Linked DNA regions of Homo sapiens: all the other regions are linked to region 1. The links are chromatin loops, found by intact Hi-C in ENCODE. Cell type or tissue: heart right ventricle. All regions are shown on one strand. Links, peaks and the distances in the headings refer to the core of each region. The heading gives the core; the rest is flanking DNA.

Region 1 (4,807 bases), core at 1-4,000:
TGAAGAGAAAAGGAGCCAAGAACTGGCGGGTGGTGTGTGTGCAGCAAAGGCATTGGGGGCACGGGTGAGATGCCCACTGTGTGCTGGTCTAAATTAATCCATCGCAGTGATCCTCCAGAGACAGCGCTCTGCTCATGTCCGTAGCAGAGGGAAAAGCCGAGGTGCTCAGAAAGGCTCGGTAATGAGTCCCAGGTCATACGGCTAGCGAGTGGCGGGCCTGGGGTTCAGACCCACAGCTGCCTCAAGCAAACAGGGTATCACGCTTGCCCCTGGGCCTGGGTGGGGGCCGGAATGAGACCACATGAGAGCGCAGAGAGGTGGGTGGTCAGGCCCTGATGTCCTGGGGATTTCTTGTCCTCAGTGCCACCCGGCCTCCCGTCTTTCCTGAAACCCCTCGCCAGATTTTGCACTCTGAGGTTTCTATCTTCCAGACAAGAGCTGGGAGGCAAGATTTCTGGTTTCTGGTTCCTAGCCTCACTGCCAGCGGGCTCCTGCTATTAGGTGAGGGTTTCTTGCTGTCTGGAATTCAGTTTTTCCATCTGCCACATGGAAGTTCATAGCCAGGATAGGGCGGGAGAGGCACCAGAACATTTCTCTCCACTGACTTTCTCACCCGGTTCCCACCCTCCTCCACCTCCTCTCCTCCGGGCCCCTCAGTTTCCTCTCCTCATCTCTGGCCTCAGTTCCAGAGGGTTAGCCCCAGCACCCCACTCTCCTGCCACTGTCAGATAGCCTTGGTCATGCTTCCTAGAATCTACTTGTCCAAGTTCTCCTCTCCCTGGGATAAGTTACTGCAGAAACTGGGGATTTAGAAGCTTATTCAGGGCTGAGTGCCAAAAGCTTGGGGGAGGAGGGACAGGTCCTCGGCAATAAACAGTGTCACACACGCATCACAGCCATTTGAGAAATGGCTTCTTTGCAGAGCTGGGGAAGCCGGGCAGAAGATGCCGCAGCCTCCTACTCTGGGTCCTGAGGGGGGGTGGCAGGTACCACAGTGTAGGCAGCAGGGTCAGGGCCAAAGTCTATGCGTTCCATCTCCAATCCAGGCAGTGAGGAATCCTGAAACACCAGGAGAGGCGTCAGAAGTAGGAAGGGCAGGGGAACAGGAATGCAAGATTAAGGAAACCGCAGCTGAGCAGGTGTCACAAGCTGTAAAGGAGGAAGGGAGTCTGCAGGCCCTTCACATTTTTGGCCTGGGTGGGGCTGGGCCCAGGAAGGGGTGGGCTGGATTTTGTAAAGCTGGAGGCAGCCAGGAATCTGACTGTCCGGAATGTGAGTTGAGGGGTCTCCCACTGAAGTCCTCTTCTGGAAGCTGCAGATGGGGGCCCGGGAGGCACACACGAGTCTGGGACTCATTCCCGGGCACACCTATGGCTCCTTCGGTATCACCTGGGGAAGCCCCGGAATCTTAGTTCTTCCATTCCCTACTCTTCCTTCCGAGGGAGTCAGGATGGGACAGACACCCATTTTCCAAAAGGCTCCTTGCCTCCTTCCCTGGCCCACCTGAAGCCAAGTCCCAGGTGTCCTGGCTGCTCTCCTGGGCGGGGTGGGATTTTTGCATAAGCACTTTGCTGCCCTCCAGTGGCTGCTTGAGGAAACGCAGGGCCTGGTTTGGGAGAGTCACCGAGGGCCCATGTGGCTGGAGGTTGGGGGCAGGATCTGGCCCGAGCTCTCCTCAGACCTCCCCAGACCTGTCTTCTCATCAGCCACCGCTGTTTTCTTTTGCCGAACGATGGTTGCATCTCTCGGACACAGTGTACCCCCTCCCAAGCCCTCCCTGAGCCGTTCTCCTGAGTCCCTGAGGGCAGACACAGCTCCAGGGACCCAGGCCAGCTGCCACACCCCCGACACTCCTGCTGTCCACTGGCCTTAGCTCCTGCAAGTTCCCCAGTGTCCGCACCTGTTCCCTTCCCTGACCTCACCTTCCTGGGGTCTGTGACTGACTGGAGATAAAAATAAAAGCAATTGTGACACCTGAGTTGTTTCCCTCGTCTGCCGTGTGCTGGTTGCCTCAGATGGTCGTGGAGTCTGTGTGGGTCAAACCCGGACCTGTGTGAGAGCCTTCTCACCAGAGCTGCTGAGTTTGAAGTAAATCTCCATGTTTATTTTCATGTGGACAGGGTTAAATTGGTTCTCCTGCTCAATAAACCCTTTACGGAGGCTCTCAGGATCCCGGAGTTAGAAGCAATCCCAGAGTCTCCTCCGGAACAGGGGCTCACCCCTTTCTGTGGAAGCCTGTCCGTTTGTGGGCCGTTCTGGTAGAAGGGTCTTTCTTATTTTGAGCCAAAATCTGCTTCCTAAAAGGTACACAGAAGGAAGGAATGCCTGGGTTGCATCTGGACAGATTGTCCAGAGCGGCAGCTTTAAAACCACAGAACCTTGGCTGGGCTCAGTGGCTCACGCCTGTAATCCCAGCACTTTAGGAGGCCGAGGTGGGTAGATCACCTGAGGTCAGGAGTTCGAGACCAGCCTGGCCAACATGGTGAAACCCTGTCTCTACTAAAAACACAAAAATTAGCTGGGCGTAGTGGCGCACACCTGTAATCCCAGCTACTCAAGAGACTGAGACGAGAATCGCTTGAACCCAGGAGGCGGAGGTTGCAGTGAGCCAAGCTTACACCACTTCACTCCAGCCTGGGCGACAGAGCAAGACTCCGTCTTAAAAAAAACAAAACAAAACAACAACCCTACAGAACCAAAGCTCCTTGAAGGCAGAGTTATGACGCACGGTCTCAGTAAACAACTTACTAGCGAATGGAGGAATGCATAGGTGAATGTGTCTACTCCAACCCTCTTATTTTACCTGAGAGGAAACTAAGGAGCAGAGGGTGCAGCGATTTGTCCAAGTTTACGCACAAATTAACGACTGGAAGTGGGGTCAGGAGGCGCATGGGTTAATGATCACCCCACAAGCTCCTGTGGGGAATGTGGGGCCAGGGCGCTGTGTGGGAGGGGAGGGAACGCCATCACACTGGAGCCATGGGGGACGTTATCCTTGTCTCTGACAAGGTTAGGACACAAATTCAGCTGGAGTAGGGAAAGTGGCTGGGGCAAGAGTTAGAGGACTCTGAGGAGAGAAAAGTGACTTTTATTAAGCGCTCACTGCATACAAAGCACTTCCACAGATTGTGAGAGATAGGACAGGGAGAAGATACCAACGGTGGTGCAAGAGAGAAACCAGGCACTGTGGCTCGAGACCGTGCAGCCGTGGGTCCTGAGAAGATGCAGCCCCACCGGGGAAGCAGTGCTGAGCCGTGTCGCCGGGGAAAGGGAAGATCCCTGGATCAGGGCTCAAAGTGTGCAAAATGTTGAGGGGCAGGGGCTGGTGTGATGGAAGGGATGAATGGTCTAGGTTGGGGTACACGCTGGGCCCCCTTGCCACCCCCTGCCTCCAGATCCCTTCTGCCTCACCACCCATTCTTACCTGGACTGCCTGTTAGCTTTCCTAGGACTGCCATACAAATTGCCACAAACTGGGTGGCTCAAAACAACAGTGATTCATTTCACCACAGCTGTGGAGGCTGGAAGCCTGAAGCCAAGGTGTCAGCAGGGTGGGTTCCTGCTGGAGGCTCTGAGGGAGGGCCTGTGGCAAGCACTTTCCAAGCCTCTGGCAGCTGCAGGTGATCCGCAGTGTTGCTTGGCAATGGCGCCTCCAGTCTCTGCCTCCATCTTCATATGGCCTTCTCCTCTGTGTCTCTGTGTCTTGAAGCTCCCTCTCCGTCCTCCTAGAAGGATACCTGTCTCTGGATTTAAGGCTTACAATAAATCTAGGATGATCTCATCTCAAGATCTTTATTTGGAAAAAGATCCTATTTCCAAAAAAGGTCACATTCACAGGTACAGGGGTTTAGAACTTGGACATATCTCTCTTGAGGGGGCCCCTATTCAACCCTTTACACCATTCATTCTCTTCTGGCTGCTACTGCCCCGTGGTGGCCTCTGTACGCATCCCCCACCCATGGGACAGTCTTCACATACAGTACCCAGCCCCCAGTGAGACTGGAGAAATCCCAGAGCTGAGCAACCTCATCCAGCTCACTTATACCATCTGTCTTTACTCAAGTCTGGCTACTCCCAGCAAACCTGTTTGCCCTCACAGATTTTGTGTGTGTGCCTGCACACACACACATGCACATGCGTGTGTGCGCACACACACACACCACGGATGGCTAAGATGCTTTCTTCCCAGCTTCTCATCCTCCACTCCCCTCCACACTCTCTGCTTGCTTTATCTGGGGAAACCCTGCCAAAAGGAGTGAGTCTCGCCTGTCCCGCATCACTGCTGTCCCCCTGTTGGCTTCTTTTTCTCCTGAGCCACTATGTAAGAAGTCAAATTTCCCGAGGCTGCCATGCCAGAGAGGCCACGTGTGGTGCTCCAGCCAAGAGACCCAGCTGAGCCAGCCTCCCAGCCACGCCTGCCAGGCTGGCAGCTGTAGGCAGGAAGAACCATCCTGGAAGTGGATTCTCCAACTTCAGCTGTTCCAGCTCCTGTGCACCCAGTCTTCCTGGTTGAGGTCCAAGACCTCATGGAGCATTAAAAATCCATCTCCTCCATGCCCTATCCAAATTCCTAATCCACAGAATCCGTGAGAATAATAAAATGGTTGTGGTTTTATGCCACTAAGCTTGAAGTCATTTGCTATGCAGCAACAGATGCCTGGAACAGGATTTGGTACCTGGAAGTGAGGCACTGCCGTAGCAGAACCTAACGTGTGTGGGAGGCGCCTGACACCCTCAGTGAGACCGTGCGTGAAAGCTGGCAGGGCCTTGAGGAGACTGCGGGCGAAGGCTCCAGGGAAAGTTGAGC
Region 2 (4,807 bases), core at 401-4,400, 96 kb before region 1:
AGGAGAGACAGAGGTGGAACGTGAGTATCAGTGATTTATTGGGTAGCCCCCACTCTAAACACCAGCAGCCCCACGCATGCATCCTCACCAGAAATAAATAAGGCGGCATTCAATGAACCAGTCTGTCTTCTTCCTAAGGAGCTCTGGGGAGGGTCTGCCTCTGCCCACCTAGGGGCTGGGATCCCTTCAGCTCTTGAGGAAGGGTTGGGGAAGGTGGGGGGTGCAGGCTGCAGGCCCGCCCTTTTCTGGCCTGGCCCTTGCAGCCTGTGAGCTTGGCACTGCATTCACAATCTCTGAGGTCTGTCCCAGAGAGACCTGTCCCCAGCAGACCCCAGCCCCTGGCCCCTACCCCAGGAGTCCCATCATGGGTTCCTTCTCCCCTCTCTAACTGTGCAGCCAGGGTGACCAGCTCCTCCTCCTCAGCCAAGAGGACCGGTTGTGCAAAAAGGAAGCTTGTGTTAGGTACTTTTTCTTCTTTTCCCCCTTGGCTCAGGGGCTGAGGGGCTGGCCCCTGCCTGACACTGGTCAGCGGGTGGTCAGCTCCATGGTCTTCTTCCGCTCTTCCCGCTGCTCCTCCCAGTCCTCGTCAGGCTCATACGTGCCTTTGATGATGGCCACACGCTCACTCAGGCTCAGGGAGTTGGGGAAGAGCAGGTAGAAGTAAAGGATGGCAGCCAGGACCGCCCCCACGATGGGCCCTACCCAGAAAACCTGGTGGAGACAGGGCAGGAGTCAGGGCGCTGAGCCCCAGACCTTGAAGACCACATGCCCCCCACCCCACAGAGGACAGACCCACGGACCCTGAGAGGAGACAGACATGCAGACTTCCAGACCTTCAGGGAGAAAGACTTCCTCCCACCTCGGGGACGAATATACTGACACACCACTCCCAGGGACAGAGACATGGACCACAGACACCTAGACCCTCAAAGAAGGCAAACAGATTCCCAGAGGGACAGGCTCCCTCCAACCACACCGGAAAGAGAAGCAAATAAACCTTCAGAGGGGACACGTGGGTCCTCAGAGAGACGGATGAACAGAGCGCGTGTCCCCTCCACGCAGGGATAGAAGCAGACCCTGGAGAGAGTGACCATGAGCTTCCAAAGGGGGGGCAGACAGACTGTCCACAGGGACAGACCCACAGGAAGACTCTCCCAACCCCCTCAACAGGGACAGATAAATAAAACATCAGAGAGGACCAGCACGCAGACACCGAGGGGGACGGACACCAAATCCTCAAGGGAATTGACACAGAGCCCCTCTGCACCTCCAGGTTCAGTAGAGCCTCTTCCATAAGCGGATAGATACTCAGACTCCCTGTCCCCAGCGGTTCAGGCCATACAAAGCCACCTCTGCCCCTCTAGCTGAATCCCATCCCCTACTGTGTCCCTTTCTCTGTCAGCCACCACTCCGTGGCCCACCCCCAAGCTCTAGACCCACAGAATCCAGGTCTGGTGAGCTCTGAGCTGCCACTGCTGGGTCTCCAGGCCCTCATCTCCAGGGAGCCAGGGGAAGGGACAGACTCACCCAGTGAGCGGGGCTGAACCGATTCATGACCACCGCAGGGCCAAAAGAGCGGGCTGGGTTCATGGAGCAGCCAGTGAAGTAGATCTGGATAGAGACAGGGCGGTGGAGAGAAAGGCAACATCCTGGTCCACTCCCACAGAATCTGGACTCTCTCAAGGTTACACTGCAGTCCAGGGGCTCAGCCAGGTCTCAAACTCAGGCTGGCAACCTCTCCCTCCAAGGATCCCAGCTGCTTGGTTAACCATGGACCCTTAACTACGCCCTCCTCTCTTCTCTGCTCTGAGGTTGGGTTTGATTCCTGTCCCATCCCACCTCCTACTTACTCCCATCTTTCCTCAGCCCAGAGGTTTTGGGGGGATCAATTCTGGGGCCCAGTAGGGCCAGAGTCCAGGAGCCCTAAATCCAGGCCTTAAACTCTGCTGGACTCATCCATCTGAAGTGGGCTCCGCTCCAGGGCTCCATTATTTGCCTTGAGTGCCTGCCCCACCCTCACCCCAGCCCAATGTCGGTACTGCTCACTCCGACAAGGTGGCCCAGGGTGACAGACAGGCCAATGGACAGGGCTGGGGAGCCCACAGGGCTGGTGCGGCGGGAGTCAGTGGAGGCGAAGATGCAGAGTGCCAGCTGGAAGGTCAGAATCAGCTCCACCACCATGGCCTGGCCCTGCGTTGTGTTGTTGTTGAGCTGCAAGGGGATAGCGGGTTAGGACCCCGGCCACCTTCTGGCTGTATAGCCAGGGGCTCGGGGAGTAGGGCTTTTGGCCTCCAGGGACACTTAGAGCACCTTGGCACCTGGAAGCCAAGTCCTGTGGACATCGCCCCAGCGAAGCCATTTGTTAAAGACACTGTACATTTCATAGTTTGCACAGGCTTGAAGCTCAGGCCTGTGGCCAAAGGGCAGAGCGTCAGGGTAGCTTTTCCTGGACACGGGCCTATCAATGGCTCTGCCCAACCCCCAGCCCCCATAAGCTGGCATTTACCCTCCATCCTGTGGGCAGCTGCCCGGTTTGCCTGCCTCACACCCCATCCCGGCCTCCTGCCCGTGCCTGGCCCCATGCCAGTGCCAGCCTTAAACCCGTCTCTCCAGTGCGGCTGACTCACAGCTTGACAATGGCCAAGCAAATCCTCCTCTGTGTTTGATTAATGAACCCAGTTTGCATGGGGTTGGGGGCTGACTCTGGGGCTGCAGGAGGTGGGAGGGAGGCAGGGGTGCGGGGTTGAGGGGAGGAGCACAGGTTGGGGAAAGAGGGAACCAATACTCAACAGAAACTGCTCTGCACTGGCCCCACATTAGGGGGTTCCTATCTACGGTTTCTAAATGTGAGCCCCTTGACACCTGCTGTGGCAGACACAACCATCCCCATGGAGGCGCTGAGAACAATGAAGCACAGACAGGCCAGGGTCACCCAAAGCCGTGATGACAGCCCGCTTTTCTCTGGTGGTTCTACTCAACCGCTCCACTGAGGTGATGGGAGAGGTGAGGGGCCCAGGAGGAAGGTGGAGCTCAAAGGTGAGACAGGAGGAGGCAGAAGTTTCTGGCAGGAGAGGAGGGGTAGCAGGCATTGGAGAGAGACCAGGGTGGGCCAGCATGAGGGGAGGGGGAGAGGAGGTGGGCAGGAAGGGAGCACATATCAGCCTGGAGAGTTGCCTTCCTGGCCTTGGGAGGCTCTTGCCTTCCTGGTGAAGGGTGTGGGCTGGCCCACTCTGCGGCACCCCTTTTTTCCAGGTGGGGTAAGAGGCCTGGTCCTGAGCCCACCCCAGGGTCGAGGCTCCCACCCCCCCCCCAGGGCACTCACCGCGTTGACGGCCAGATTGCCCCGGGCATTGAGCGGTGCCACACCGTAGAGGATGCCAGCCCCGGCAATGGCGCCCACCAGCTGGGCCGCCACGTAGAAGAAAGCCCGGAGCAGCGAGATCTGGTTGCCCACCAAGAGGGCCAGGGTGATGGCGGGGTTGATGTGGCCGCCGCTCACGGGTCCCAGGGCCTGGGCCAGCGTGCCTATGGCCAGGCCAAACGCCAGCGCGATCTGCAGGATGGTAGGCAGCGCCGACGGCCACTTGAGGGCCGAGCCCAGGCCAAAGAAGACGAAGATGAGGGTGGCCAAGAACTCTGCGAACACGGCCTTGAGGAAGGCCACGGAGCACACCTCCTTCTTCATGGTGGCCGCGGGGGCCCGGCGGCAGCTGCCGCGGCGGGGGGCGCCCGTTGGGTCGCAGGCGGCGGAGGAGGTGGATGCGGCGGGGGCGGGGGCCTGGCTGCGGGGCGCCGCGCACTGTCCCGCGCCCACTCCGAGGCTGGCGGCCTGGCGCGGGCCCTGCTGGGGCGCGCTATATAGGGGGCGGGCGGCCGGGCGCGGGGCCGGCGCGGGGGGGCAGGGGGCGGCTCCTACGCTCGGGGGCCAGCGCGGCGCGCGGGTTGGGAGGCTCCAGGCCGCTGCGGGCCCGCCGCTCTCCGTCGTCCAGCGCAACCCCGGCGCGACCCCCGCCCCCCGGCCGGGGCAGCCGCCGGCCCGTCCGGGCCACGTGACCCAGGCGGCGGTGTAGACCGGCCCAGCGTCCCGGGCCCTGCGCATGATGCGCCCAGGTTGGCTCCCGCGCTCTCCTCGGTGCCGTGCGCCCCGGACTCCCTGGGAGACGGGGCTCGGTCCCGGCGCTTCACTCCGACCTCGGGGCGTCTAGCTCCGCCGGCCTTTACCGCGCTCCGTGCGCGGCCTTCCCCTTTTCTTCTCTTCGGGCTTTTGGTCCAGCTCCTCCTTTTCCTCCTGCGACCGGAGCATCCTGACCCGCCTCACCCCCGGCTGGGTCGGAGTGATGCTCGTCCCGCAGGTCGGCGCCGCTCACCTCCCTCACCGCCGGCGGCGGGGGCGGGCGGCCGGGCTGGGTCCTGCAGGGCGGTCCGGCCGTCCGACGTGGGCCGCTCCCGGCCTGGGCCGGGCGAGCTTCTGGGCTTGGAAGGCTGGCGTTTTGGGAAAAGTGGGCACCGTGCCAGCCTGCCCCGACGCTTCGCAATCCTCGACGCCCGGTAGCTGGGCAGTACCTGGACTAGGCAACGGATCCCCGGAGGCGCCCTCTCCCAGGCCGGGGTTCCCCTTGTCGACGGGACGGGACGGGGGTGTGACGTGAGGCCTTGAGACTCTGGGAGTTGGAGTGGGGGAGCAGGGGGGGTAGAGACGCACCACTGACCTCCCAAGCGCGGTCTTGGCGTCTTCCCTCTTCCTGCTAGAAGCCCCTCACCCTGGATCTAAGACTCTCCTTCTCTTCCTCCACCTCCCCTAAGTCTC
Region 3 (4,000 bases), core at 1-4,000, 200 kb before region 1:
ACTTTCCACAAAACTGAAACACACTCAGAAGCAACCTCCATCCACAGCAGAACATTCCAAGCCTCTCTGTGGGCCTGCCCTTCTGCCTCCAGGACACACTGGGCATGCAGTGGCCATATCCAGGAGTTCTCCACCAGCTGGGCAGTGACAAAGTCCCAAGACTTAGAGGTGCTCCTCCCCAGCCCTCCACTTCCAGGCTTGGCCCCCAGAGGCACTTAGTTACTGAATTCCCTATTGCTTTAGCCAACAGCCCCCAGGTCAATTAGCTTAGAGTAGTTCTTAGCTGATAGCTGTCTGAGAGAGGGATGGAGTCAGAAATGGCTGGGGTCTGGGGAGAAGGGGAAGAGGTGAGAGAGGAAATTGGGCTACCTGAAGGATGTTTGTGTGTATCTGTGTCTGAGAGAGAGGCAAAAGGAGACATCTGAGACCCCAACCCAGGGACCACCCACTGGATTCCTGCAACTGCAATGGGCTCTGCTCCCATCTCCTCTCTCCACCCACCTGTGTTCAGTTTAGGCACTTCCTAGGAGAGAGGGACAGATGAGAAGGATAAGGCAGGAGGTGGTAGCCATGAACCCCTAGGGCAGGAACCCTTCCCCCAAAGTTCATGAACCCCATGAACCCCTCCTCTAAAGTTACTGTCTCCAGGTCGGCCTCTTCTATCCCTCTGCAATCTGTGCATGTTCCCCCTTCCCACCCATGAAGACCACCAGGCCTCTGGGTGGGGCTGCCCAAGATTCCCCTTCCCCTGTCTGCATGGCAGTCTGGGCAGCCTTTCCCTTCAGCAGCCCCTCCACTCCCTGCCTAGCTGGAGGGTGCAGACCCCAGTAGTAAGGTCAGGCCCTCCCAAGGGACTTCTGGTCTGAGCTTCTATGGGGCAGCATGGGGTGTGGGGATGAGGGGTGAGCCCTAGGGATGAATAAACTCCATGCTAGTCCTGGCTCTTGCTGGGCACTGCCATCCCTGGCTCTCCTGCTTTAAGATGACTTCTCTCTCCCCACTTTGGGTCCCAGGATCAGGCGCCCACAGCCACCTCTCATTGCAGCATCTTACTTCCCTAGGTGCTCCAGGGGATGCCCGGGCCCCTTCAGAACCTAGCAGTGGATTGCAGGGGAGGCTTCTGTGCTCATCCCCATTCACTCCACCTCTTCCCTGGGAGATTCTGGTCTCCAATCCAGGGTCCTGAGAAGGACTCCTGTGGACCCCTCCCAGGGATTCCTGTCCCCCAATTTCACCCTCCTGAGAGAGATTATGAGTCACACCACATGTCCACCCCAGCATTTCCACTCTGTCCTCCTCTTCCTTCTCTTCCAGGCCCCAGAAATGAATTCCTGCTTCTCTCTCCGCTAGGCAAAGGGTCTAGGTCTCAGCGGAGGAGGGGGTGGCATAGGGCAGACTGGGTGACCATCTGCCAGCCCCCTCCCCTTGCTGCTGCTCAGCATTCTGGCCACATCAGCTGCTCCCACTGCCAGGGACAGATAAGGTGCAGCTGGAGGATGGCACCAGCTGCGACTGTGCTCACTTCTCTGGCCCCCACCCAGACACCAGCAGACAGCTGCACCCCAGCCCCCCTCCATGGAATCCCTGCCCTGCCTTGGCCTGGCTGGCCTCAAGGTGGGGCAGGAGAGAGGAGCCATGGACCCCATTGTCTTGGCAACAACACACCCTACCAGGAAGAAAAGGAGGTGGCCGGGAAGAGGGGGCCTTGTGGTTGGGTCACTGTGGTTGCTCAGGAGGCAGCTATTGAAACCTTCCCAGCCAGGTTGCTGTGGGGATACTCCCTGCCCTGCCCTTCTCCCTCTTCAGTCCCGAAGGATTTCCAAACCAGTCTCTCCCAGATTCAGCTCAGGCTCCCCATATTCACCCCCACCCTCCCAAGCTGACTCAGCCACACCTGGGGGATGGACCCTGGCCAAATGCTTTGTGACCACCAACTATTCCCTGGGGTTGAGCTAGATCCAGGAGCACATCTGGAGAAATGCCTGTTACTGCAGATCCTCATCAGGGGAGCTGGGGTCTTTGAGTGACCAGAGTAGCCTCCCTGAATTGTCTTCTTATGCCTCCCCCAACCAGCCTTGAGAAACAGGGTTCTTATTGTTGAGAAGAGGGTTGCCCTTAGAAATCTACAAAAGAGTCCACACGTGCCCCCGCACGCTATACTTTGCAAAAGCATTGAGCAAGGTCTTGGACAGTGGGGGGTGGTATCCCACAGCAATCCTGTTGGATGGGGCCCAGCAGCTTCTTCCTGAGCTACTGAAAGAGCAAGCAAAGCCCTAACCACAAAGCCTCTCTTCCCTGACTACCTTCTTTCCTCAGTGAAGAACCTCTGCTCTGAAGGCTGCAGAAGATGCCAAGATGGTCTCCCTTAGATCGACCCTATAGACAGGTGTTTCCTGTCAGTGCTACATCTGCCCAGGGCTAGAGACACACTCCCAACACACCTCTTGGCCTAGCAGAGAATGGCAAGGATGTTAATCACAAGACTGAGGAGAGAAGGGAGAGCATGGAGTATCAGGCAAGGAGTGTGGGAGCCCTTAGGACTGGGGAGCTGGAGGAGAGAGACTGCCAGGCCCTTCTCCACCGGGGAGGTGTCAGACATGGACTCCAGCCAGACGCCCATCTGTGTGGGAACATCCCTATGGGTAGAGCTCTTGACATGGAGAGGGGCTGGCAATGAAACCAACTGAAGAGAGCAGAGGGAGGAGTGAGAGGTTTGAGTCCAGCAAAATTCAGGGTCAGGTCTTTGACATGGGCTGCAAAACAGCAAAAACCTGGTCTTCCCTGACAACCCAGAAGCAAGAAGGGGCACAGCTGGGGCTGCAGGGTGCTAGCCTGTGTGTCTTTACCCCTGAGTAAGAGGAATAATTCAGACTGCTCCAGAACTTTGTGAGCCAATCACATCTCCATCTGACTACTTAGAATGGTCCCCTCAGACAGCATGGACCAATCACATCTCAGTGTCTCCATTACCATCAACCAAATGTTATCTTAGCATCACCACTTGGAATCTTTCTGGACATGATGGACAGATGGAGCCTCAACTGAATACTTTCTATGGACTAACTGTGCCCAAATTTATATCTTAGCACCTCCTCAGATTGAGCCAAGCACTTCTCTCCCTCATCCAACACTACAAACCACTCAAACAAATACGTTTTCTCCATCTTTCTCACGGGTCCCTCCTGCTTGTGTGTTGGGTGTGTTGGAGGGAGGCGGCTCTGGCTTTTGCTTCCACCTTCACCTACAGTCCTGTTACTCTTGGGAGCATCACTTGTGAGACTGCAAACCCTCTGGTCTCAAGCTCTGGGGAATCCAGGACTCTCCTGTTATGAAGCAGTAAGAGAGGGAAGGAAGTGGTTCTTGCATCTTGGCTAAGCTCCCCATCAGCTTGGCTCAGCAAAGAGTGCAGTCATGTGAACTTTGTCCAGCAGGATTGACAAAGGCCAGTGAAACTGGTCTGCAGAGCAAGGCTTAAGGATATTGGGAGGTCTTGCACAGCTAGAAACACTAAGCATGACTATGGTGCCATCCTTTCTGCACAAATACAGTTCATATTCCCATACTGCAGGAGGAAGCAAGCAAGCGGGGAGAAAATAGGCAGGAAGAAGGAAGAGAATCCAAGAGCTGAGTAGGCATGGAGAGCAAAGGGTCCTGGAAAAGACTGGCAAGAATTTGAAGTGGACACAATAACCCCAGGGTCCACAATATTAATTAAAAGAGTAAAGGACATTTTCAGCTTAACAAGACATGAGTTCTAATCCTGAACCTGTCACCTGTCACTAACTGTGTGAGCTTGGGTAAATCATTCTGCCTGTGTCTCAGTTTCGTGCATTTGTAAAACAGAGGTAATGTGATTATGTATCAAGGGGATTGAGGGGAGCCTAGAAAGCATTTGAAAGAGTTACAAGCATTGTCCATTCATTTGGTGTTATTGTTCCTGCATGGCTCTGGAGCCTCTGGTCTCTTTGCCATCTGGGTCCAGGTCTTAACCCTCAGGAAT
Region 4 (4,807 bases), core at 396-4,395, 79 kb before region 1:
CTTGACAGAGTGGCCTACTGACCCTTGATTCTGGGAAGAACCACTCCTAACCCAGTCGGGTAAAAATCTCTTGCTTCCCAATACACCAGGATAGGTGTGACAGCTTCTCCTTGGAGCCCACAAAGACCCAACCCGAATTTGCATATGTTTGTGGTGTGTGTCTTGTGTGGTTGTTCAGTTACACAATCATACATTTAGAAGCTAATGGGATCTTAGAGATCATCTTGCCTGTGGATTTCAGTTTCCATGATGAGAACATGAATTCCAGAGAGAGTATGACCTGCCGCACAGCTTACAATAGTAGTCAGGACTCACATTCTGATCTGGCCCCTAGTCTGGGAGGAGGGGAAGGGGCCAACGATGACACGGCTCATGCCTGTGTTTGCATTTGACTTTCCCTTCATGCCAGGGAGGAAGAAGGTGTTCTCATCAAAGCTGGCGGGGCTTGGCTGTGCTTCTGGCTGGCAGCTCTGCTCACCTGCAGGGATGGCTGCATTTTTTCTACAATGGCCACTACACTGTTTCTTAGGAAGTCTATGCATCTATCATGCACTATTAATTAGAACATGACAAAAATTGCTGATGAATTCACAGCAATGTGAATGTGCTTAATGCCACTGAACTGTGCACTTAAAAATGGTTAAGATGAGGGCCAGGCGTGGTGGCTCACGCCTGTAATCCCAGCACTTTGGGAGGCCGAGGTGGGTGGATCACCTGAGGTCGGAAGTTTGAGACCAGCCTGACCAACATGGAGAAACACCATCTCTACTAAAAATACAAAATTAGCTGGGTGTGGTGGCACATGCCTGTAATCCCAGCTACTCGGAGGCTGAGGCAGGAGAATCACTTGAACCCAGGAGGTGGAGGTTGCAGTGAGCTGAGATCATGCCACTGCACTCCAGCCTGGGCAACAAGAGCGAAAATCCGTCTCAAAAAAAAAAAAAAAGTTAAGATGGTAAATTTTATGTTATGCGTATTTTATAGGCTGGGCTTGGTGGCTCATGCCTGTAATCCCAGCACTTTGAGAGGCCAAGGTGGGCGGATCACTTGAGCCCAGGAGTTTGAGACCAGTCTGGCAACATGGTGAAACCCTATCTTTACAAAAAATACTCACAAAAAATTAGCTAGGCATGGTGGTGTGCACCTGTAGTCCGGCTGATGTGGGAGGATTGCTTGAGACTGGGAGGCAGAAGTTGCAGTGAGCTGAGATTGCACTACTGCACTCCAGCCTGGGTGAAAGGGCGAGACACTGTATCACAGACACACACACAAAAAAGATATTTTAGATTTATTTAGATATCAGTCTTTAAAGTCAGAATTGCTCTTTTGCATGCATAAAAGGAAATTATAGGCAAAACAAATTGGCTAAAATAGTCCCCAGATTTCTTCACATTCAGAGTCCAATTTTTCTGAAACCCTCTTTGACTCAGAGCCTTGATTTTCTGCATGGTGTCACCTTCTGTGCCATCAGGAGCATTGGCAATGTGCCATTCTTTAAAAGATTGTCCACTATTGTTTCCACCATTTATTTTCAAGCCTCAGCCACTCATTCTGCAAGCTTTATTGCCGGGGTTTTCTTGCTTCACGTGTGACTAGCAATCATTCTGCCCTTTTCTCGGTAATAAAACAACACAACAGTTCCATTTACTTATGGGGCTCTTCCTTTCTTAGGTCTCACAAAACACTTGGCTGCTGTTTTGCAAGAAAATATGAAACTGTGGTCATTCTTCAATGATAACTGCTTCACTAATATAAAATTCTTGCTACACTCTTCTGTTTGCCCGCCTTTCTGCATACACAGTAACTGGGTTTAAATGCTAAACCACAGTGTAACCTTTTTGAAGACATTTTAAACAGCAATTAAGCTGAAGGCACGGAACTCACCTGACCAAGTTTAGGTATGCGCAGGCAATGACGGCCACTCCCAGCTGCCACACGAGCGGAAGAGCTCTTATGATGAGAAACGAGATACACCTTAGAATTGGTGAAACATGGCAGTTACAAGATTAAACCCATATGCAATGCCCATTCTGCCACGCGCTGTTCTAGACATTCTTGGATATATCAGCTCACTTAAATCCTCACAACCATCTTAGGAGCTAAATATTATCATCCTGTTTTTTAAAGATGAGGAAAATGAGACAGAGAGAGGTTAAGTAACTTTCCTGAGATTTCACAGCTAGTAAAAGTGGGAAGGCAGAATTAGAACTCCAGTAGCCTGGCTTTGAGAGAACTTTTTTGATTGTAAAGGTGAATCCCTAATTCATTCCCTGAAATAATCAAGATGGGAACGAGGTGGGAAAGAGTGCTTAAGGTCTTTGAATAATAAAGACACGGATTAGGGTGTTGTTTGCTGCTGGCTTGAAAGAGCAGGCGGGGACGGTGGAAAACAGGCGGTGGAAGGAGGGTGTCTGGGAGCTAGGCCGGGTTGAGCCGTGGCTGTGGCCGCGGCCGGTGAGGACGCCCCCTGCTGGAGCACTGTGATGGGATTCGGAGCAGCGCTGTCTGACAGTTGACGTGAGATGTGTTTCCTGCTCTGAGCTGAGTCACAAATGCCCTCTACTCTCCCCGAAAGGTCGGTAAAAGTGGGTCACACAGCAGGCCTGTGAGTCTGGTGCTTTGGGGACTGAGGGAGAAGGGAGCGGGTAGATCCACAGTCGGGGCGAAGCGGGACGAAGTGAAGAGAGCAGCCACGGGCCGCGGCTGGCAGGAGAGGAGGGTGGGAGTTGTGTCCCCGGACTCAGACAGCCTCTGAAGGATGGAGGGCGTTGGATCGTTGCAGCTCTGAGACACAGCGTGAGCCATTTGATTTCTGTGTAGGGTTTCCAGATAAAATACAGGACATCCAGGTAAATTTGAATTTCAGATAAAAAACAAATGATTTTTGTTTGTATAAGCATATTCCAAGCAATATTTGGGACATACATACTAATACCAAAAACATATTCTTTTACTGGAGGTCTGCAGACATCTGGCTTACAAACTAAATCTTCACAAGGACTTTTGGGGATGAGTTCTATGAGACCTATTTTACAAAGGAGGAAACTGAGGGACAGAGATTAGACAAGTTGCCCATGATCACAAGGCTAGTAAGTGACAGAAACAAGCTATGAATATAGAAATTCAAGCCTTCTCCTGATAATAGGCTGACTTCCTTCTCCAAACCCTACCTCAAAGGCCAGGTGGTCGTGACGGTTGAGGCCCAGGTGGAGGCAGGGAAGGCCACAGGTCCAGGCTCCTGGGGAGACACAAAGACAACTTCCTGCCATTTCCCTCCTGCCCATGGGGTGAGGCCCAGGGATGAAGAAGATGGGATCTTGCTAACCTCCCATGGCTCCCCACTGCCCTCGAGAAAGGCCAGACCTTGAACTTGGTGTGTCCTCCTTCTAGCCCTTTCATCTCTGAGCCTGATACCTATTGTTTCTTCTTTTGGAACCTGTGTCACCACCATTTCTCATGGCTAACTCTTCCTCTAACTCTAGGCCAGTGGCTTTCAGAGGTTTTTGATTGAGACCTGCAGTAAGAAATACATTTAATATCTTAACTAATAAACATGATCTCTCAGACAGACAGATAGATAGATAGATAACTGAAACTAACATTTCACAAAACAGTATTTCCTAAGTGTGATGTTGTAAATTCCTCTCTATTTCACTAACAAGTAATTCAGGTCACAACTACTAAATTGATTTTATGACCCACAAATGGGTTGCCACTCACAGTTTGAAAGACACTGGTGGAGGTTCTGGCTGAAAAATTGCTTTTTCATTGGGAGAGGCTTCCTGTAGGCCCATAACACACAGTCCCGGGGGCATCTGCCCAGGGTTTGCCTTGCCTTTTGTGTTGCTCACGGATGTGATTCTCTGTTCAGCATCGGGCTTCTCCTCTGGACTGTGAACTCCTAGAGGGCAGGGTCCATTTCTGGATTTGCTCACCATGGCACCGCAGTGCCTAGCACAGGCCCTGGCCCTTTAGAGGTGCTCAGTACATGTTTGTTGAGTGAATCAATGAGCAAACTGCCAGCCCTTATACCCCCCTTAAGCCCACTTGTGCCCTGCCCCACACCTGCTGTGTTGCAGCCACGTGGTGGTCCTCAGGGACCTGGTTCAGGGTAGAGGTTGATTCCTGGAGCTTGGATGGAGAGAGGGAGCATGTGCATGTGTGCACTGGTGGAATGAGAAGGGGCCAGGAACAAGTCTGCCCACATTTGAGAAAGATTAGATGTGGGGGGCTAGGGTCAGGGAAACCTTTCTAATAACACTGCTTTGTGAAACAGTGAGTTCCTACCTGCTTGGAGGGTCCAAGCAGGCTGAGCAAAATGCCAGAAAAGCTTGGCAAGGGTTTGTGCACCAGGGGAAGGGTTGAATAAGCTGACTAATGGGGTCCTGTCAGCTCTGCTGCGTGGAGGAGTACAGGCTGCAGGCTAATAAAGCTTCCTTATAGGAGGCAGCTGGGAGCCATTGTGGGCACTAGCAGGAGGGGAGAGCAGCTGGGAGGAGGAGTTGCAGGAGGGCAGTATCTCCTGATACTGCTCCTCCTCTGACCTCTGAATTCCTCCCAGTCCCTGGCTCCTTCCCCCATTACATCTGGAGGGGGCTGTCTGGGCTGCAGGCTCCAGAGCCAATGGTGCCTCTGTAGCCCCCGAGCTCCCTGGGCTTCCATGCACACTGTGGGAGTCCTCCTGTCAGGGCTCGGGGGCAGTGGAGAAGCTCTTACCAGCTGGTCCTGGAGAGCTGGTGTCTGTTTCAGCCCTATAGGGAGAGAGAGGAGCTGTGACTGCCAGGGCCAGGCCGCACCAGAGTCATTA
Region 5 (4,807 bases), core at 475-4,474, 210 kb before region 1:
CACTTTGATGCCTGCTTCGAAGGACGTCTCGTCTAGGGGAATGAGGAGTGTGTGGGTTGGGAGGGCTCCTGACTCCCTAACACCCCTCAGACCTGGGGGCATCCTACCTCTCCTGGAAATAAGCATAGGGTGCACTGGGGCTGGGGTGGGGGAAGTCTATAGGGTCCTAGCCCACCCCCTAGCCTCCTTCTGGGTTTACCAGCTCTGAGCTGCTCCGATGACCCCTGTATCCTACACACTTCTTTTCTTACCTGGCTTCTGCTCTGCATCTTGATGTTTCAAATACTTTCTCCCAGAGTGTCACTGTTTCAGATGCTCTCCATTTCTCCCACTCCCTTTTTCCCTTTTCCCCCATCTCTCTCTGCCCCAAGGCCCCCCGAGACCAGACAGGCAGGCAGCCCGAGAAGAGAGGGAGTTATTTATAGAGTGGCGGCGGCGTTGATGGAAGAGGATGGCTGGTTACCTTGGAGAGTAACTGAACCAGGAAGTGGGAGCCAGAGAGATGTGAGTGTGGAAGTCAGGTAGAGTCAGTGATAGAGATGGTGAGATGCTGGAGGGAGAGGGGAAAGCCCGGGCCCTGCCCAGGTCTCACAGTGAAGCCCAGGAATCCCCTGGCAGAGGCTGGGGCCTAGAGCCATGCAGAGGGGCCCCTGAAGTGGGTGACGTACCAGTCTCCCCCCACACAGGCAGGTACTCGTCCTGCTGGATGTCCAGCATGATTTCCAGCCCATTGCCCGTCCCACCCTTCATGGTCTTCAGCCGCGGCCGCCCATCTCGGCCCGAGTTGAACGTGTAGCACTTTCCATAGCGTGTGAAGACCTGGCGAGGGCAGAGTGGAGAGCCTAAGAGTCCTGCCAGCACCCTCTACTCACCAAGGGCTGTTCCTAGCCACCCCAGCTGTTGGAATCTCAACACCCTTTGGGAATGGTTCCTCCCGTGCAGCCCATTCTCCATTTGCTCCCCTCTCCCACCTGTTTCTCACCCTTTCTTGCCCTCTGTGTGCCCTGGAAAACTGTTCCTGGTAGGGTGCATCGCCTGAGCTCCTTTGCCACCTGCATGGGCTTCTAGTTGGGGTTGACAGTTGGGAGGTATTGGTAATGGCTCAGAAGGCAGGAGGAAAGATTGGGGTATGAATCCTTCCCCAGCCCTCGCCCCTCTGTAGCTCTAGTAGTGCCTTAGGCCCTCCATGATTACAGATCCTGCCAGGGCTCCCTACAGAGCACTGTCTTCTTTTGTGCTTCTTCAGCCTAGAAGTGATAACGATTTCCTAGTACTGCTCACTGCCTCAGTCCCCCTTATTGGTTTCCTTAACCCTGCCCCCAGCTCTGTCAGCAGTCCCTTTGTTAAAGTCTTCAATTAAATCATCAAGTAGCTGTCTTTTTCCTGCCAGGACCCTGACATATACATTTTCATCACCAGGATCCTAACACGGCCCCTCCTTGGGACACTTTCCTCAGGCCCAAGCTCCTGAGGCCCTCCAAGACATATCTTCTCTTCTCCTAGATTTCACTCTGGGAATCTGAAATTCTGCTTTCCCCAAGACCCAAACTCAGTTTTTTTTTTTTGGGATGGAGTCTTGCTCTGTTGCCCAGGCTGGAGTGCAGTGGTGCGATCTCAGCTCACTGCAACTTCCGCCTCCTGGGCTCAAGTGATTCTCCTGCCTCAGCCTCCCAAGTAGCTGGGATTACAAGTGCACAACATCACACCCGGCTAATTTTTGTATTTTTAGTAGAGATGGGGTTTCACCCTGTTGGCCAGGCTGGTCTCAAACTCCTGACCTCAGGTGATCCACCTGCCTCAGCCTCCCAAAGTGTTGGGATTACAGGCATGAGCCACCGTGCCCAGCCAAACTCAGTTTTTTGGTTTCATTCAGCCCCTAGCCCCTTGGGTCCATCATTATTCCATTATCCCATTATCAGCAGAACCTGAAAGTAGACCCAGTTGCCATGCCAAGGACCACACTCAACCAAGCACCAGCACCTCTTCTTCCAGCACTTGGGACTGAGCCCCCAGGGCATGGTGTGTGCGTTAATGCTTTTGCAAAACTAGGAGGGCCTCAGAAGATATCTCAGCCCCAGGGGCTGTCTCCCCAGTCTTCTCCCCACTCCATGCCCCAGTGCAGCCCTGGTCACAGTGCTGATTAAAAAGCTGCAAAGAGAAAAGTAAACCAGTTATCCTTGGCCTTTTCCCCACAGCCTCCTTGAATGTCCCCAAGTTGGGGTGGCTGTGCTTTTACTACTGCTGGATGGTGACAAAGTCCACAAAACAGGTCATAAGGTGAGTCAATACAGCCCAGAGCAGGGGAGAGACAAAAGAGTTTCAGGCCAGACTGGAGCAGCAATGGCAGTAGGTTACTAGGGAATACGGTCTTTGCCCCCTTCCCCCTTCCTAGAACAGCCTCCTCCATTGACCTCCAGAAGAGGAGACATACTGCTCTCCCCACTTTGTGGGTGAGGTCCAGAGATGAGGCAAAGAGAGAACTCCAAGGGCTCCTAGTCCCCAGCCCCATGACCAGGTCTTGCGGCACCCAGCCACAGGCTCCAGGCTGGACATATGCCCATGCCTACACTCCATCCGGAGTTGTATGGGATTAGAGGTGTCTGAGGCCGGCTAGCAGCCCTGTCTTGCGCCGGTTCAGAGGACAGGGCTGCTGTACAGTGGATTGCTGCTGCCACCTGGTGGGCCTGGGTGAGAACTGTCTGCTCTACTCTCGGGCCCAGAGGTAGACACATTCCTATGGCTCCTGGCCTGAGGCCCAGTGGCCCAAACCCCCAGGCCCCTGTATGCCTGCAGTCATCCCATGATGCACGGGTATGATGACACCCCCTGCCCCTACGCTAGGGAGGGGGTGGAGGACTGAGGGATGGGTGTGTGGGGCAGGGAAGGCCTGGCATCTGGGAGCTGGTGGGGCAGGAGAGCAGTCAGGCCAGACAGACCTGGAAGATGAACTTAGGAGAGACAGTGGGGTACCAGGTGGCCCCCCAGCAGGGAAAGCCCTGGACCCCTGGGTGGGGGGCCAAGCAGAAGGACAGTTCCCAGTGAGAGCTTCCCCTAGGAAGAGGGTCCCTGGCCACTTAAAGCTGGGGAGAGGGATATGATTTAGAGACCTGTTATTTACCCTCAGACACACACACACACACACACACACACACACACACACACACACACACAGAGCTGGTGGGGGTGGGGCGTCCATAGGAGGGCACAGGAAGACCAAGTGAAGATGCAATGAAGTCCCTGCTGCAGGAGATGCTGACAAGGGCCATGGTGGGGTGGGGTTGGGGGATATCCCCACCCCTCTACTGTCACCCTTTCACTCCCTTCTCTTGTACCACCAGAGACCAGGCAGCACCCACCCCAGCTTCAGTCCATGGGTGCTAGTCAAAATAGTGAACAACTGGCCAGGCACTGGCGTCCACCAACAGATCAAAGGTTGACCTCACAGATGGAGCAAGGTCCCGGGCCCTGCTGGACCATGAGGAAGTCTTGAGAAGGGCAGGTAAAGCTGGAGGACATGTTGGGAGGCAGCAGCAAAATACCAACTAAGACAGACGTGTTTCAAGATTCTAACAGGAAAAGCAGCACTGGTGTGGACCTGGGAATACCAGCCCAGCTCCAGGCCCCGGACTCCTGGGTGAGCTCTGGCCTGTGTCAGCCAGATGAGGTAGGGGGCAGCACAGTCATCAGCCCCAGCCCCAGCCCCAGCCCCAACCCCAGGAGGTGACAGTCAGGGACAGCCATGGCAGACACTCTTGGGGTACTGTGGCAGGCATGGGGCTCCACTCACCACTGAGAAGTTGTGAGGGCCGCAGGGTCCCCCTTGGTAGGAGCAATAGAGCAGCATGTCCTCCAGCCGGTGGCAGGAGCGATTGTAGAAGCGGTGCAGGTTAAAGGGCTCCCCAGAGAAGGCCTCAGGGCCCGGTGGAGCGAGGGGCACCCCGGGGTCATCACTTTCATCCAGTCCCAGCATGGGGGCCAAATAAAGCAAGTCAGGGTAGCTGAGCTGGGACAGCCGCACAGCATTAGTGTTGCAGAGGGTGACTGCCGGGAAGGCCAGCTCCGTGGTGGCCACTTCGTTTAGAAGGGTCACGTGTGGGTAGCTGAGGTAATAAGCAACGCGGTCCCCTACCTGGCACAGGAAGGCACCCAGTGCCAGGACAAAGGCCACCGCCCACAGCACCTGCCTTGGCCCTGGACCCCCCTCCACAAAAATGTGGTTGGTGCCATGGAGGGTGCAGCTGTTGGCAAAGGCCACCAAGTCCATGGGTGAATGCCCCTCACTGGCCTCCTTCCTCACTGCCTCCTTTTCCTTCTCTTCTTCCTCCTCTTCCGATTCTGAGATGTCCTGCTGCTGCTGATGGTGGTGGGGACCCCAAATATCTCCCAAGGGCCCTGGGGCTTCCTCTCCAGAGGAGAATGACATGGAGCAGAAGATCTGGATGGGCATTTTCTCCAGGGGCTTCCTGGTGCCAGGGATTTGCAGGAGGAAGGGGGAAGGTGCCAGAGGGGAAGGCGATGTGACTCCAGGCAGAGTCCGGCAGAGCCAGCCACCCAGCCCGTCAGCCAGGTATCTCAGCCCAGCTGGCCGTCCTTCCTCACCAGGGCCTCTGTGGCAGTGTGGCTGGGGCGGGGCATGGGAGGAGGACCAGCCTGCCCTGCCAGGGAGGGCGGGTGTCTGGGCTGATGAATAATTGATGGCAGTGGGAAAGGGAGGCTGATGGAGAGCAGGGGGCTGGAGCCCCTTTCCTGTCACCAGCTCCGGCAGCACAGAGAGGGTTTAGGACAGAGTGGAAACCCTGGAAAAGCC
Region 6 (4,807 bases), core at 450-4,449, 88 kb before region 1:
TGTGGGCTCCCAGGACTCTCCTTTGCTTTGGCCATCAACGAAAGGAGGTAAGGGATGTTGAGCATCAGACTCCTTCTGCATCCTTCCCCCAGGAAGCAGAAATAATGAAATGATTCTAGTAATGCGTGATAATGGTATTAAGAATTACAGTTTACACAGCATCTTTACATGCGTCATCTCACTTAATCCCAGTTAATCTCTTTTGAGAGCAGTAGTACTGGCCTAGAAATTTAGAAGCCTGGGTTCTAGACTCAGATCTGCCTCTGCCTGGAGAAGTCATTTCCCTTCTCTGGTCCTGAGAGCAGCAGGCTGCTCTATCCACAATGACTGTCCAGTGGTAGGAGCCAGAAGCAGGGGATCACGGGCTGTGGAGAGGCAGACAGAGAAGGAACAGAGATTCCTGGGGTGGAAAAGCTGCTGCCTGAGGACTGGGGAGAGTGAGATGGGTGATGGATGGGTATTGCCTGGTGCCCATGGTTGCATGCCTGAGCGCCTTGCCCAGCCAGCCATAGGTGTGTGCTGGGCAAGAGGGCTCACTTGTGAAACTGAGTGTCTCCTTTCAAGAAGTGTCTAGGTGCAAATCTCCCCTCACCCAAGACAAAGGCCCGGGTCCCACAAAGGGCTTTTGTTTTCTGCGCCGAAGTGGGAGGCTAATCTCTGGGTCTGGGGCACCCCTGGAGACGGGGGTCCCGGGCACACACAGCATACACACACGTGAAGGCGTGCGCACTCATATGCCTGCTTCCTCTTTGGAGAGGTTCTCCCTCACCACAGAAAGGAAATCTTTGGCCACCAAAGATTTCCTTTTTCCAGAGGCCATGTCTAGGGGAGCTGTTCTCTGGTTGACACCTCTCTACCTCCAGCAATGAGTCTTGGCAAGCCTTGGGGCCCAGCGCTGCAGGTGGGGGAAATTTTCCAGGAGGAGCCAGATTGCGGCTGGAAATCAAGGCCCTCCCTTCAGCCCTCTCAAAGTGGCCTCCTTCCCTTCCCCTTCTCCTGAGGAGGACTGGCACCCACACTCATCCACTGCAGGAGAAGCGGATTTATTGCAGGTTGGGGAGGAAGGGGTGCAAGGGGAAGTGAGAAGTCCCCAGCCATGCACACTTGCACCAACGTAGGCAAACCTGTTCACACTCAGGGGCATGCACAACTCTGCATGTGAGGACAAAAGAGAACTTGGGGATGAACACACTTGCACACTAGTAAAACCAGTTGCATCATTCCCGGAACCCCCAAGGCAGGGGTCTGTACACTCCCCACTCAGTACCTGGGTGCAGGCTCTCCAGAGTTTCCCTCTTACCACCCACCTGCCTCCCTCCCCAGCTCAGTCCCCTAAGTTCCCAGTTCCCTGAAAAAGGCTGGAGAAGCCACCACTAGCTGCTCACAGCCTCAGGGCAGGGGACCTGCCAGGCTCAGGGCTCCCTCCGGCAGCCTCCTCCCCGCCTGCTCACAGCACTGGCCTGGGCGCGCACGTCCAGGAAGCAGCTACTCTGCGCTGGGGGGCCAACTTCAGACCTGCGGGAGAGGAGGGACGGGGTGGGCCCTTCTGCCTCGGGCCTCACAAGCGTCCGTCGGGGCCGTAGAGGCCGCTGGCGGCCCTCAGGCCTTGGTACCCCGTGGCAGGCTCTGCGGCGAGTGCAGCTCCACCGACTGCCGCCGTCGCACCTCGCGCTCCTCCCAATCGGTGTCCGGCTCCAGGCCCTTCAGCACTGCCAGGCGCTCCGACAGGCTCTTGGCTGGCGGAAACAGCACGTAGTTGTAGAGGAGGGAGCCCAGGATGGCGCCCACCAGGGGTCCGATCCAGAAGACCTGGGGGCGAGCGGAGAGGGCGGCTTGGCACCCGCGCCGGCACCGGCACGCGGAGCCCGCAGGCCCCGGCGGCACACTCTGCGGCCGCACCTCTCCTCCCCGACATTAATCTAGTAAAATGCTTATTTATGTAATTACAACGACAACGCCAGCTGCTGGGGAAGCCTTGTCAGTGCGGGGTTAAGGGTGCGAATTCTGAAGCCACTGCCTGTGTGTGTCCTGATTCCACCACTTAAGTGCTGTGTGCACTTCAACAAGTTACTTACCCTCTCTGTGCCTTTCACTCTAAGAATGTCTACCTCCTGGGGTGGTTGTGAAAACTGAGTTAATGTTTGCAAAGCACTCAGAACAAGGCTCACCACATACTAAGCACCAGATAAGTGCTAAATACTACCACTTATAGAGTTCTAAGTGCCAGACACTGCATTATCTGGGTTACACCGGTAACCTCACTTACTGTTCCCAAGAAGCCAGTGAGGTAAGCTGTTGTCATCCTCATTCACAGACGTGGAAACTGAGTCTTTGGCATCAGATCTGAGGGGTGGAACCCAAGGCTCCCCAGGACCAGGAGGAGTGTGGAGGGTTTGGGGTACCGCTGCTGAGCCCCCATCCCATGCTATTCCAGCTCTTGTTCTCCCTCTAAAATGGGTTTCTAGAGAAGGGGAGGGCAGGGGGTTTCAGCCATTACCCAGTGGTCATCAAATTTGCCAGTGACGACAGCTGGAGCCAGGGAGCGGGCAGGATTCATAGAGCAGCCGGTGTAATGGATCTGCAGTGGGAGGAGGGCATCAAAGAGAGAAGGGAGGTGAGGACAGGGCAGGAAGTCCTTGTCCCGCACTGCAGTGCTTGACCTCAGCCTAAAGGGAACCCACGTGATGGACAATTAACATCACGTTTTATTTACAGATGGGCTGGAGTGATATCTGTCCCTCTGGGGTATCTAGGAGTCAAACCTCTGGGGTGTCTGTTCCTCTTGAGAGTTCTGTGTATGTGTCCCTCTTGGGGTCTCTGTGTCTGTCTCTGGAGTGGTCTGTGTGTCTGTTCCTCCAGGGAGGCTGGAACCCATGGCCATGACCTACCCCAAGGAGGTGGCCCAGGGCCACAGAGAAGCCTATGGAGAGAGCAGGGGTGCCCGGGTTCTCTCCGCGGCGCTCATCGGTGGAGGCGAAGATGCAGAGCACCAGCTGCAGTGTCAGGAAGAGCTCCACAGTCACCGCCTGGCCAGCCGTCGTGCTGTTGCTGAGCTGGGGACAGAGAAGAGGCGGGTAGGGGAACACTGAGCCCACTTTCCTCTCTGGCTCCATCTTCCTGTCCACCTGCAGTCGAGGCACCAGGGGGCCTCTGGGCTGGGAGCCGGAACACCTGGGCTTGCCAGACGCCTTAGCTGCAACGACTGATCCCTTCTTCCTGGGCCCTGGCCCAAAGGCAGCCCCTGATCCCCCAGGATGCCCATGGTCCCCCCGCCAGAGGTAGCAAAACTGACTCTGTAGCCCATTAGATTGGGGCCTGAGGCTGGGAGCCTGCAGTATGAGAGGAAAAGAATGCTGAGATCCGGAATTTCTGTTTCCCAAAGAACAAGAAGGGAAGAGGTTTCAACTGCCTCAGGAAGCTTTGGGCCGGTTAGCAGGAAGACCTTCCTCTGTCTGTAGACCATCAGACCTTGGTGCAATGAGAGGCCTGTGGTCTTTCTTCCTGAGGTTAAATGGCTCCCAGAGACAGGGTCTAGGGACTTGGGTCTGGGGGACAGTCCTAGTGTGCCCCTTTCCGCTATGAGTCCGGAATCTACCTCTTTCCCTAACCCTTGTCTATTCCCCACTGCCTTTCAGGCCTCAGGTTTGCCCTGTTAGTTTGCTCCCTGCACATCCTATGGAGGTTGGGGTAAGGGCCCTGGAGCTGTGTTGGACAATGCCTCCACACCCATGTAGGCTGCCCATGGTCTCAGCAGACCCTGCCTTGGGTAAGGAGAGAACTCGGGGCTGAGTAAAGAGGTGATTTCATAACTGGGCCGCACCCAGCACTGGATTTCTCCTTGGGTTTTGTCACCCTGTACCCTACACCCTGCCTTCTGGGGCTGGGCACTGCACTGGGTGGAACAGTGACAGCTCTCAGCTCCCACGCTCTTTCTCCAGGCCCTGAACCCCCACCCCTGGGTCCGAGACATCAGGTCAGAACCCTTGGGTCTCTCTAGGGTCTAACCTCAATCCCTCCTATTGTTGTCCAATGCAGAGTCTCTAGAGGACAGTGAAAAGAGCTTTGGAAGCAGACACTTTGGAGGCCTCTGACTTGCCATGGGACTACTTAATTTGGCCTCAGTTTCTCCTTCTGTGAAATGGGATAAGAAAATGGATTCTGGAGGACTGTGGGAGGACTAGAAATGACATATTGGTTCTGTGACTTTGATCAATTGCTGTTGAGCCTCAATTTGCCACTCACCATAGGGGGAACCACAGAATTTCCCTTATAGCGTTGTACCAATGATGAGATGATAGCTGGCCTGGCACAGGGCAGGTGCATGTCAATGATTAACTTCCTGGTGGCCAGGCTGGCTCTCAGTGTCCTCAAAGGACACTTGGGATTGTCTTGAGGGTCATCTGGCTCTCCTTAGCCTCAGAGCAAGTTGGTCCCACCACTGCCCCATTCCATCCAGGCAGGGTTCTCCCCAGGTCCTCAAGGTGGTAAATGCTGAGAAGTGGCATGGAGGAGCCCTCCCAGACCTTTCTCTTCTGAGGGCCCCAGTCAGTTGTGAAATGATGGAGGAGGAGGACTGCATGTTTCCCATGGCCTTTCACTCCCAGTGCCCTGCTATTAGAGAAGGACTTCCTGGTCATGCTCTCAGGAAGTTCCTTTTTCAGTCTAACTGGACCTCTTCTTGCTGCAAACTGAACTAATTTTGTTCTCAGAGGAAATGAGCCCACTCCTCTGCTTGCCCACCTAGCCTTTCCTTGGCCCCTGGCCCCCAGCCTTGTCATATTTTCCTCTTTAAAGAACAGAGGCTGGG

What was found. A loop is a pair of places that touch in the nucleus more often than their neighbours do. Peaks named below come from ENCODE experiments on the same cell type or tissue, not always from the same donor. Only the 100,000 strongest peaks of a DNase experiment are listed, where the experiment ranks them.
Region 2: a loop joins it to region 1, with 5 times the contacts of the local background. A loop is called at or near these places in 51 of 110 quality-filtered maps.
Region 3: a loop joins it to region 1, with 4 times the contacts of the local background. A loop is called at or near these places in 83 of 110 quality-filtered maps.
Region 4: a loop joins it to region 1, with 12 times the contacts of the local background. A loop is called at or near these places in 50 of 110 quality-filtered maps.
Region 5: a loop joins it to region 1, with 5 times the contacts of the local background. A loop is called at or near these places in 45 of 110 quality-filtered maps.
Region 6: it touches region 1 in a loop (2.3-fold over the local background); 71 of 110 quality-filtered maps call a loop at or near these places.

The regions. Positions count from the first base shown.
Region 1 is chr12:49,864,067-49,868,873 of GRCh38, reverse strand. It overlaps FAIM2 (Fas apoptotic inhibitory molecule 2), which reads left to right. Exons shown (of 12, transcript NM_012306.4): 12 at 1-1,978. Among named protein-coding and RNA genes, the nearest start is that of BCDIN3D, 23 kb to the right of the region's middle. In heart right ventricle, for the core only: a CTCF peak has its summit at 1,584 (motif pointing left); DNase peaks (open chromatin) are centred at 239 and 1,583; H3K27ac peaks cover 845 bases; H3K27me3 peaks cover 1,414 bases.
Region 2 is chr12:49,960,896-49,965,702 of GRCh38, reverse strand. It overlaps AQP5 (aquaporin 5), which reads right to left and starts at 3,831. Exons shown (of 4, transcript NM_001651.4): 1 at 3,323-3,831; 2 at 2,047-2,211; 3 at 1,528-1,611; 4 at 21-711. The coding sequence starts at 3,685. The coding sequence ends at 526. AQP5-AS1 (AQP5 and AQP2 antisense RNA 2) reads left to right here and starts at 2,920. Exons shown (of 3, transcript NR_110591.1): 1 at 2,920-3,036. It overlaps LOC105369764 (a long non-coding RNA gene), which reads left to right. Exons shown (of 3, transcript XR_001749143.2): 2 at 1-20; 3 at 784-1,201. In heart right ventricle, for the core only: no CTCF peak of the experiment used is centred there; a DNase peak (open chromatin) is centred at 2,522; H3K4me3 peaks cover 417 bases; H3K27ac peaks cover 421 bases; H3K27me3 peaks cover 1,024 bases.
Region 3 is chr12:50,060,773-50,064,772 of GRCh38, reverse strand. The region is part of intron 3 of ASIC1 (acid sensing ion channel subunit 1); the gene reads right to left. Among named protein-coding and RNA genes, the nearest start is that of ASIC1, 5.2 kb to the right of the region's middle. In heart right ventricle, for the core only: no CTCF peak of the experiment used is centred there; no DNase peak of the experiment used is centred there.
Region 4 is chr12:49,943,393-49,948,199 of GRCh38, reverse strand. LOC124902930 (a long non-coding RNA gene) reads left to right here and starts at 2,493. Exons shown (of 2, transcript XR_007063302.1): 1 at 2,493-2,575. LOC105369763 (a long non-coding RNA gene) reads right to left here. Exons shown (of 5, transcript XR_944948.3): 2 at 3,721-4,751; 3 at 3,171-3,238; 4 at 1,885-2,812; 5 at 1,277-1,692. RefSeq lists enhancers at 1,449-2,324, 2,300-2,594, 2,325-3,201 and a silencer at 2,421-2,661. In heart right ventricle, for the core only: a CTCF peak has its summit at 2,464 (motif pointing left); a DNase peak (open chromatin) is centred at 2,459; H3K4me3 peaks cover 569 bases; H3K27ac peaks cover 1,035 bases.
Region 5 is chr12:50,073,225-50,078,031 of GRCh38, reverse strand. ASIC1 (acid sensing ion channel subunit 1) reads right to left here. Exons shown (of 12, transcript NM_001095.4): 4 at 669-819; 5 at 1-32. Among named protein-coding and RNA genes, the nearest start is that of SMARCD1, 9.7 kb to the left of the region's middle. RefSeq lists enhancers at 2,394-2,443, 2,574-2,673, 2,694-2,963. In heart right ventricle, for the core only: a CTCF peak has its summit at 2,675 (motif pointing left); a DNase peak (open chromatin) is centred at 2,671.
Region 6 is chr12:49,952,401-49,957,207 of GRCh38, reverse strand. It overlaps AQP2 (aquaporin 2), which reads right to left. Exons shown (of 4, transcript NM_000486.6): 2 at 2,889-3,053; 3 at 2,498-2,578; 4 at 1-1,809. The coding sequence ends at 1,600. The region is part of intron 1 of AQP5-AS1 (AQP5 and AQP2 antisense RNA 2); the gene reads left to right. Among named protein-coding and RNA genes, the nearest start is that of AQP2, 4.1 kb to the right of the region's middle. In heart right ventricle, for the core only: no CTCF peak of the experiment used is centred there; no DNase peak of the experiment used is centred there; H3K27me3 peaks cover 3,216 bases.